Regions from separate parts of the Homo sapiens genome. Here region 1 is linked to region 2. A link is an interaction called in ENCODE POLR2A ChIA-PET data of the cell type or tissue named here. Cell type or tissue: PC-9. All regions are shown on one strand. Region 1 overlaps UVRAG (UV radiation resistance associated). Region 2 has its middle 6.1 kb from the start of MAP6-AS1.

Region 1 (5,000 bases), 280 kb after region 2:
CTGATAATAGTAATTAACACCAGTACTTAGCGCATTTTGGGAATTTGGAAAATGATAGCAATTATTATTAGAATTATAATAATCATAATAGTATTTTCTAAAAAGAATAGTCATGGGGCTGGTTGAAGATCATGTTAAAAAACTTGTCTAGAGATATGATGAAAGCAAAGTGCCTTTTTTGTTTTTGTTTTTTCTCTCTTCCAGCTCAGATTATATCTTGAATTTAGGAGTTGTCATTGACTGTTTTTTGAAGTTATCTCAATGAGATATCTCAATCCAATCCTCAACACAGTTAGGGAATAGCTGGTGACAGAGCACGGGGAAGTCCGGGGTCTGGTGTTGCTGTTGAATCTGGCACTAGCTGTCAAGCCTCTTGAGGGCATTTACTCCCTCTTGCGGGCTTCAGTTAATTTATCATTAAAATGAAGGGATTGGTGATTTCTGAGCATTCCTCCCATTCCAAAATGTCATGGTTGAGTGAAGCCTATTCATGAACTTTGTTGGGCTTTACAAACTTTTAACTACCATAGGAGGAGCTGGGAAGCCCTTTCTTTAGTAATTCTAGTTAGTGCTGTCGTATCTTGTTGGTCGGACCTATTATGACAAACGTGAATATTTGATGATCATTGTTTGGTCCTTGGTATAGAACAACCATCATAAGAGACCAATTGACTCTTCTTGATGAACCACCCATACCACCTGTTTAGTGGTAACATTTCTTAGTGTCAGAAGACAGTTTTTTATTGGAAGAATATCCGAAATGCTGGTTTCTAAGTTTTTCTTTTATTTCAGCTAAATTTACAGCAGATCCAAAGAAGATATGTGTAAAATTTAAGAAGAGATGTGTGAAATTTTTTGACTTTTGACATTCTTGTAGTGCTTTTAGGAGATTGTTTACTTATTTCCAATCAAATACTAGTTATTATATCCCCAGAGAACAAAGCCTTGTGTTAATGGATGGATAGATTCTAAACTTGGTTCTTGTTAAAATTGGAAATTTTTATTTTTTATTTTTTATTTTTTTGAGACGGAGTCTCACTCTGTCGCCCAGGCTGGAGTGCAGTGGCGCGATTCCAGCTCACTGCAAGCTCCGCCTCCTGGGTTCAGACCATTCTCCTGCCTCACCCTCCCGAGTAGCTGGGACTACAGGCATCCGCCACCACGCCCAGCTAATTTTTTGTATTTTTAGTAGAGACGGGGTTTCACTGTGTTTGTTTCACCGTGTTAGCCAGGATAGTCTCGATCTCCTGACCTCGTGATCCGCCTGCCTCGGCCTCCAAAAGTGCTGAGATTACAGGCGTGAGCCACCGTGCCCGGCCCTTAAGTTTGTTTTTCATAGTTATTTTCTTACCCATGAAATGTAAATGCCTGCCCTCTCCTGGAATACCGACTGTCTTGAATACATCAGAAGATGAACTCTATATTACTTAATTTGGTGATCTTACCCAAGTCTCATAGTTTTATTTATTTTTATTTATTTTTTATGAGACAGAGTCTGACTCTGTCAACCAGGCTGGAGTGCAGAATCACAGCTCACTATAGCCTCAACCTTTTGGGCTCAGGTGATTCTCCCGCCTCAGCCTCCCGAGTAGCTGGGACTATAGGCACACACCACCATGCCTGGCTAATTTTTTGTTGTTGTTTGTAGAGCCGAGTTTTGCCATGTTGTCTAGGCTGGTCCCAAACTTCTGGGTTCAAGCAATCCACCTGCCTTGGTTCCCAAAGTGCTGGGATTATAGGCAGAAGCCACCAAGCCTGGGTCAAGTCTTCAAGTTTTAAATGTCACCTGTTGACCTTTCCTCTGAACTCATACCCCTGTAATCCAGTTGCCTACTCTACAGCTCCATTTGGGGTCTAGTAGGTAACTTAAACTTGATATGTTCAAAACTGAGCTTCTGATGTTCCAGCTGTGATCCATCTCCTGTATTCTTCCTTATATCAGAAAATGGCAACTCCATTTCCTTGGCCAAAAACTTGGAGTTATCCTGGATTGTCTTCTTTCTCTTACATTTCACATCCAGTCTTTCAGCGTATACTTTTGGCTCTTACTATCAAAATATATCCATAACCTAATCACTTCTTGCTATCTTCAAACCACAGTCATCTTTTAACTACATTGTTGAAGTAGACGTTTAACAGGTTTGTCTGCTCATGCAACTCCGTCAGTCTGTTCTCAACTGAGATCCTGTTAAAATGAAAGTCACATCCCTTTATTTCTCTCCTCAAAACCCTCCCATGGCTTCCCATCTCATTCACAGAAAAGGCTAAAATCCTTATGGTTTCCTAGAAGGCCTTTCATGATCTGGTTCTTGGTTACCTCTCTGAACTCATTTTCTGCTACTCTTCCAGCTGTCTGTGTTCCAGCTAGCTGAAATTGTAGCTGTTGCTTGAATGCATTGGTTTTAACTAACTTAAAGACCTCTGCATTTGCCATTTGACTTGGATACTTTTCCTTCACTTATTCACGTGACTAGTGCTTCCACCTTCTTGCAGATCTTTCTTTTTCCCCCCCCCTTTTTTTTTTGAGATGGAGTCTCGCTCTGTTGCCCAGGCTGGAGTGCAGTGGTGCAGTCTCAGCTCACTGCAGCCTCTACCTCCCAGGTTCAAACGATTCGTCTGCCTTAGCCTCCCGAATAGCTAGGACTACAGGTGTATGCCACCACGCCCAGCTAATTTTTGTAGTTTTAGTAGAGATGGGGATTCACCATGTTGGCCAGTATGGTCTTGATCTCTTGACCTCGTGATCCACCCGTCTTGGCTTCCCTAAGTGCTGGGATTACAGGCCTGAGCCACTGTACTCAGCCTTTTTTTTTTTTTCCTTTCAATTCTGCTCCTTCTGAATTGCAGGTCTTTATTCCACATGTTTCTCAGAGAAAGTCTCCTTGATCACTGACTAACCCTTTTATAAATTGTGATTATTCTCCTCTGTCTTCTGTGCTTTATTTTTCTCTGTGGTACTTAAGATCACTTGACATACTATATGTTTAATTATTTGATTATTGTATGTCTCTTCCCACTAGAATGTAAACTCTATGAAGGCAGAGATTTTCAGGTCACTTTTGCTTATTGCTCTGTCCCCAATATGCAGAACTGCAGAACCATGCTTGACACATACTAGGCCTTCAAATATTTTTGTCTTTTTAATTTAATTTTTTAATAGGTAAAAAAAAATATATATGTGTATATATATATAAAGATACAAAGGTTCATATTAAGGCCTCCCTTTCACCAGCCTTCTGTCACCCTAGTTTTCTACCCCACCCTGATAACCACTGTTACTCATTTCTTGTTTGTCTTTCCTGAGATTCTTTATGCAAATACAAGTACAAATACAAATATTCTTATTCCTTTCTCTCCTCTTTTTTACACAAAGTGTACCATACTATTTATGTTTCTGTACCTTGCATTTTTCACTTACTGTCTTAGGGTTTTCTCCATATTGGTTCATAGACAGCATCCCTGTATTTTGTTTTTTTCTGCATAGTTTTGCATTGAATAGATACACCATAATTTATTTACTGGCTCCTATTGGTGGACACTTAGGTTGTTCCAGTCTTTTGCTATACACACAGTATTGCATTGAATAACTTTATAATACATTGTTTTGTATGAGTGACAGTATATTGATAGGGTAAATTTCATAAAGTGGAATTACTAGGACAAAGAGAATGTGTACTTGAAGTTTTGGTAGATATTGCGAAATTGCCCTCCGTGGGAGTTGTTTTATGTGTGAGTGCTTTTCTCCCCACAGCTTCAACCACCAAGCCTATGCAAACTTTTGAATTTTTGCCACCCTGTTAGGTGAAAAATAATTTTGCAGTATAGCTTAAGTTTGTATTTCTCCTATTATGAGTCCACATTCATAGTAGGAGATAGTTTTGCTTTGAATAGATACACCATATCTATGAGTATTAGGATGAGGCACTTAAGCATTTGTTGAATGAATGGAATGCTGCAGAACAGCCAAAATATGCCACTTGAAACATACTCTGCAATCTGTGATTGCTTTGTTTCTTTCCGTCTTAGCATGGCTACATAGAGAAATATTTATATTTAATGGTCTTTTTCATGTAGAAGTAGGTCTTGAATGATATCTTTTTGAAAATTTAGGCTGGGTGTGGTGGCTCACGCCTGTAATCCCAGCACTTTGGGAGGCCGAGGCGTGTGGATCATTTGAGGTCAGGAGTTCAAGACGAGCCTGGCCAACATGGCGAAACCTCTTCTCTACTAAAAATACAAAAATTAGCCGGGCGGTGGTGGTGTGCACCTGCAATCCCAGCTACTCAGGAGGTTGGGGCTGGAGAATCACTTGAACCCGGGAGGCGGAGGTTGCGGTGAGCCGAGATCACGCCACTGCACTCCAGCCTGGGTGACAGAGTGAGACCCTGTCTCAAAAAAAAAAAAAGAAAATTTCCTTGTATGATTTTACTCACATTGAATGGAAAAAAACTAAACAATTTTATTAATAAAATTTTATTAATTTTGTTTTAAATAATTTTAGGTTTTGTTTTAAGCAATAAAACTTAAACAATAACAATAAAAATTATAAAATATTTTAAATACATTATTTTATTTCAGCCTCGTAACAACCCTATTATATTCCAGGTGTCATTCTCCTTTGAAAGATGAAGAAATTGTGGGCCATAAAGGTTAATTGACCTATCCAGGGTCACAAAGATTGAGGTAGATTGAGGACTGGAACTATTTTTTTTTAACTCTACATTCACTCATTTTTTTATATTGTGCTATAAATTTTATTGATAATATTTTAGATGCAATAGAATGCTACACAGTGTAGGTTCATGTTTGTCATATTAGAAATAACCTCATACTCAGCAATTTCTTTCCAAATTGTATGGCTCCTTTGTTAAACTCTCTTCATTTACATTGGCATGTTCATTTTGAGGGTCTGCTGGAGAAGGCGAATTGTTTTGTTTGATTTATTCAGCCAGGTAACAAAGTTTTATTTATTTATTTATTTTGAGATGGAGTTTTGCTCT
Region 2 (5,000 bases):
GAGCACAGATTCTAGTAATGAAGGCATGTTAACTTGCATACGATCTGTATCCATCTCTCTTAATCCTTGCAATAGCCCCGTTAGGTGGGAAGTCATCCTAACTTTACAAGGTGTAGCTCAGAGAAGGCAGAGACTGGGCTGGAACCCAGGCCTCCTGGCCCTGAAGTTCAGCCTGTGACAGCTCCCCCACCAAGTGGGAATGGGCAGTAAAATAAGCCAGGCCCGGGTGTGGGGCCACCGAGAGGACCCAAAGGGGGTCTTGAGGCCACGCTCCTCCATCCTGACTCAGGTGGGGAGGGTGGTAAGAGGTCTGTGCTGTTGCATCTCAAACACCCGTCCGTGAGGACTGGAGTTGCTGGTGTGTGAGTGGCAGTGCAGGTGGCAGAGGTGGGTGAGTTAGGGGTGGGGTGGGGTCTAGAGGTTGGTCCAGCCAGTGTTGCTGCCCCCCAGTGCCCCATCACTGCCCTGTGTGGAGCTTTCCTGCTGCCTGGAGGCCATTGGAGGGATTACCCTGTTATTCTCACCCTGGTGCTTGTTAAAGTCTTGGGAGATAATAAGCCTGTTGGATTGTGCGGGTCCCAGATGTGGATGCGGATTAGCCTTCTCCTGAGTGCCTACTGTGTGCCTGGCACTGCCATGTATGATTTCATTTACTTTTCAGACTTCCCTCCAGAGTAGCTATTACTGCTCCATGTTATGGACAAGAAAACTGGGGCTCAGAGAGGGGAAGTGACCAGCTCAAGGCCACCCAGCAGGACAGTGACAGAGCTTGGCTCACATGGGAACCCAGGTTTCCTGGCTGTAGAGGAAGGAGAAGTTACTGACGTGTGTGAGCTCCATGCTCCACAGTTTGCAGGGGGCGGTCACCCATCTTTTCCCCAGTCCCTGCAGCACGGGGCTTGTTGTCCTGACACTCCAGCTGTGACCTCTGCGACAGCATGCCCTTGTCTGCCTGTGTCCTGCTGCATCCCCGCACTTAACACAATGCCCGGCACACAGGAGGCGCCTAATAAATGCACCTTCTAAGGAAGCAGTCTAGTGGGAGCTGTGGTGTTTAGCAGCAGAGGCGTTGGAGCCTGACAGACCTGACGGGCGTCCCAGCTCTGCCACTTCCTAGCAGTGTGACCATGGGTCAGTTACTTACCTTCTCTGAGCTTCAGTTTCCTCAGTAGTAAGGTGGAAATGATAACAGTACTTACCTCATAAGGTTGTGGTGAAAGTTAAATGAGGTAATCCATGGTACTTGGCAAATACATAGCCAATAAACATTATTAGTAGTTACTAATAAGAGAAGGTAGTGATTCAAAATCATACAGCAGAGCTGGGATTTGAGCCTACCTCTCTGCAACTGTAAAAAGCCTGACCCCTTCCATTATGCCACAGTGCCTTGGGTTCAGGCTGGGCTGAAGTGTCAGGGGAGACTCCTGGAAGAAGGGGCTGGAGCTGGACGACAAGAAGGAAAGAAGCATTCCAGATGTGAAGAACAGCTGGAACAGAGGTGCAGCAGTTGCGATGGGCAGGGTGATCGTGGAACACAGGGAGGGGGGTGGTGAGGAGGGCTGAAGTGGGAGATGGAGGATTGAACTGCTACATGATGGGAACCCCCTGGATAAGGCACTCAGAGGGTCAGTGAGCATTATTAGAGGCAGGACAGATGGCCCTCGCCACTCAATCCCTCTGAATTTCCCAATCCTCTGTCCCGCCACTCCCGCTAACTCTACAGCCCCTCTCAGTTCTCACCATCTCCCCTTCCCATTTGCCCATGCTGTCTCCTCTGCCTGGTCCCAGGCCCCTCCCATCTCTGCCTGTTGAGCCCCCTCATCCTTAGAGGCCTATTTCAAAGGATACTATAACCCCCAGGGAACCTTCCAGGCCCCTAGACAGAAGCATGACAGCATGCACAGCAGCATCCCTTCAGGTGCCCTGGAGACACACCATCCTTCATGCATCTTGCTGCCGTCTTCCGTTTTCTCAAGTGTGACTTTTCTCAGTCTGCTCAGCCCCACCACGTGGTCGTCTCCAGTGCCCCATCCCTCGGGGCGCACCCAGTTCACACTGACCCGCCTGGCTGCTCCAGCAAGAATGAGGAAGTGGCTTTGTATTGAAAAGACCCACGCTGAGAAGTGGACAGCTCTTTTCCTTTCTTTTTTTCCATGTCATTTCTCCATTTACCCATTCTTGGTGTAAGCAGAGGTCCCAAGCTCAGCAGGGGAAACTCCAGGCAGAGGAGAGTGCACTGAGCCACATTTTCTGACTTCCTTTTTTTTTTTTTGAGACTCACTCTGTTGCCAGGCTAGAGTGTAGTGGCATAATCTCGGCTCACTACGACCTCCGCCTCCCAGGTTCAAGAGATTCTCCTGCCTCAGCTTCCCAAGTAGCTGGGACTACAGGCACGCACCACCACACCCAGCTAATTTTTGTATTTTTAGTAGAGAGGGCGTTTCACTATATTGGCCAGGATGGTCTCAATCTCTTGACCTCGTGATTCACCCGCCTGGGCCTCTCAAAGTGCTGGGATTACAGGTGTGAGCCACCGCACCCAGCCTTCTGATTTCTTAAGACATGAATTTGAGGCTGCCGTTGCCAAATTACGTAGTCAATTTATCAGTTGAATTCATAGGACTGCTCTGTCTCAGGTGAAACTTAGGGCACTGACCTCGATGAGAATGAGACAGTGTCATATGGGAAGATATGGACAATTTAGAGGCCCCCCCCCGCCCCCGCCCCCGCCCCCGCCCCAACAACATCTACTCCACCGCGCCTCCTAGTGGCAGAAGCAGTCCTTGCTCCTCTACCTGCGGAGGCTCCTGCTGCCTTGCCCGAAGATCTTGCAATGACCTTGCCTGGAAGTTATCCTGCAGCGTTTTAGTTATTTATTGCTGAGTAACAGGCCACTCCACATGTAGTGACTTAATTGGGTTTGCTCAGATGACTGCAATCACTGGATGCTGGGCTCAGCTGGGATAGTTGGAATGGCTGATGCTGGGCCTCTCTGTCTACAGCATCCTCCTTCCCAGTTTCTTCATGGCACGGTGACCTCAGGATTCCGGGAGAATGGAGGCAGGAGCTAAGCATCTGAGGCCTGGGCTCTGCAACTTGCATTATGTCACTTATAATACATTCTCCTGGTTAAAGCTAGTCATCAGGCCAACCCAGATTCAAAGCGTGAAAACTAGACTCCTCTTCTGGAGCATAATATGGTGGGCATCTGTCACCTGAGGAGAGGCCAGTTCTCTTCATGCCCCACTCACGTTGTCTCCAGCCCCATCATGGATAGATCCTTGCCTGCCTAATTCCTGAGTCAAGTCTGGGAGGAGGCAGCACACACATCAAAAGAATTGCAAGATTTTGCTAACTTATATCAGCAAAAATCTGGATAGCGTATATCAGAATGTTTTCTGTGGGTGCTAATCCAGGGACGGAGGAATATGACTTTCACCGGGCTGAATTTATTAATATAGGTACATTTAGCTGAGATTCTAGATTCAATGTGCCAGTGTGAGCAGCTAGGAGTGGTTTTGTTTGCTTAACTGGTTGACTGACTCCTGGATTCAATCAAGGCCTGTGCTCATTGAAATTGAGATGCCAGAAGTTCCTCGTTTTAATATAGAAGATGCAATCCAAAGACCAAGGGAGGGAGGAATGTTGAGGTGACTGTTCCCTGTGTGGCCCACTCCCTCTCCTTGGCTAAGCTCCACATGCCTAACTTCCTCTTGTACAGAAAGACCCCCTTCACCAAGGCACCCAGAAACACATGAGTGAGGGAAGCATCTCTGAAGCATGTTGCAGCACTTGCTCTCTGTGGGCTCGGCATACTGGTGGGAGATGCTGCCATGAAAATGGACTCCATGATTTCAGTGGAAATGATAGGACCCCAGGGGAGCAGAGGGCGAGCAGCACTCGACCACCCAGGACATCAGACCTCAGGTGGCAATAAGCATGTTCTGACCATAGATGTCTTCAGCAAAGGCTGATCAATCAAGGACCAAATAAGACCAAGGAGACCAAACAGATGGGCAGCTCTTAAGGTCCTCCTTAATCTCTCTTTCTCTTTTTTTTTTTAGATGGGAGTGCAGTGATGCGATCTCGGATCGCTGCAACCTCCACCTCCTGGGTTCAAGTGATTCTGCTGCCTCAGCCTCCCTAGTAGCTGGGATTACAGGCATGCACCACTACACCCAGCAAATTTTTGTATTATTAGTAGAGACAGGATTTCACCATGTTGGCCAGGCTGGTCTTGAACTCCTGACCTCAGGTGATCCACCCACCTTGGCCTCCCAAAGTGCTGGGATTACAGGTGTGAGCCACCGCACCTGGCCCTCCTTAATCTCTATAACAGAAACAGGAAATCAAAACAACCAACAAACAAACACAAACCCTCTAGAGCTGGCAAGTGGAAGCTTGACTTGAGCCACTAAGAACAAGATCTCAACCTCTCACCCAAAGTCCCTAGAATGAAAGAGAGGCCAGTACCCTTCAGAAAAGCCCCTTGAATAGCACCAGAGATACATACTGTAAATCATTCCTTCAGCCTTCTGCAAACGGTCCTGGGCCATTTGCCAGAAAACTGTGCTCTGTGGAAAGAAAATACTCAAATTTTTCAGGGATTAGTGGATGTTAAGTCTATTTAATGTTAATTCCTGAGGACCCAGAAAGCTGCTGTGTAGAGGCTCAGGTTGGTCAGGTAATAATTGGAGTTTTGACCCAAGTGCAGTGGGACCCTGAACCCATTCTGCAATTATTATTATTTTTTTTTTACTTTCATGATATATAATTGGAATTACAGGTAGAATTCATACATGAGCCTCCAGACCTGTGGAATAAGCGTAATTATGGCAAAATGATCAAGTGGAAACCCCTCAATCTCCTCCTTCTTACCAAAATAATACACCAATAATAAATTCTGGGGAGTAACAGGAACTTGTGCCACCATCAAAGACTTGAAAGATGCAAAGGTGGTTTCTGTCACATTTCATTTAACTCATCTATTTGGTCTGTGC

What was found. Peaks named below come from ENCODE experiments on the same cell type or tissue, not always from the same donor. Only the 100,000 strongest peaks of a DNase experiment are listed, where the experiment ranks them.
Region 1: POLR2A ChIA-PET joins it to region 2 with 5 read pairs; 2 of 35 experiments call an interaction of 5 or more read pairs at or near these places.

What each region holds. Positions count from the first base shown.
Region 1 is chr11:75,854,984-75,859,983 of GRCh38, forward strand. The region is part of intron 2 of UVRAG (UV radiation resistance associated); the gene reads left to right. Among named protein-coding and RNA genes, the nearest start is that of UVRAG, 42 kb to the left of the region's middle. In PC-9, no CTCF peak of the experiment used is centred here; a DNase peak (open chromatin) is centred at 2,118.
Region 2 is chr11:75,574,615-75,579,614 of GRCh38, forward strand. No RefSeq gene overlaps it. Among named protein-coding and RNA genes, the nearest start is that of MAP6-AS1, 6.1 kb to the right of the region's middle. RefSeq lists an enhancer at 1,893-2,393 and a silencer at 3,516-3,684. In PC-9, CTCF peaks have their summits at 2,923 and 3,122; a DNase peak (open chromatin) is centred at 2,067.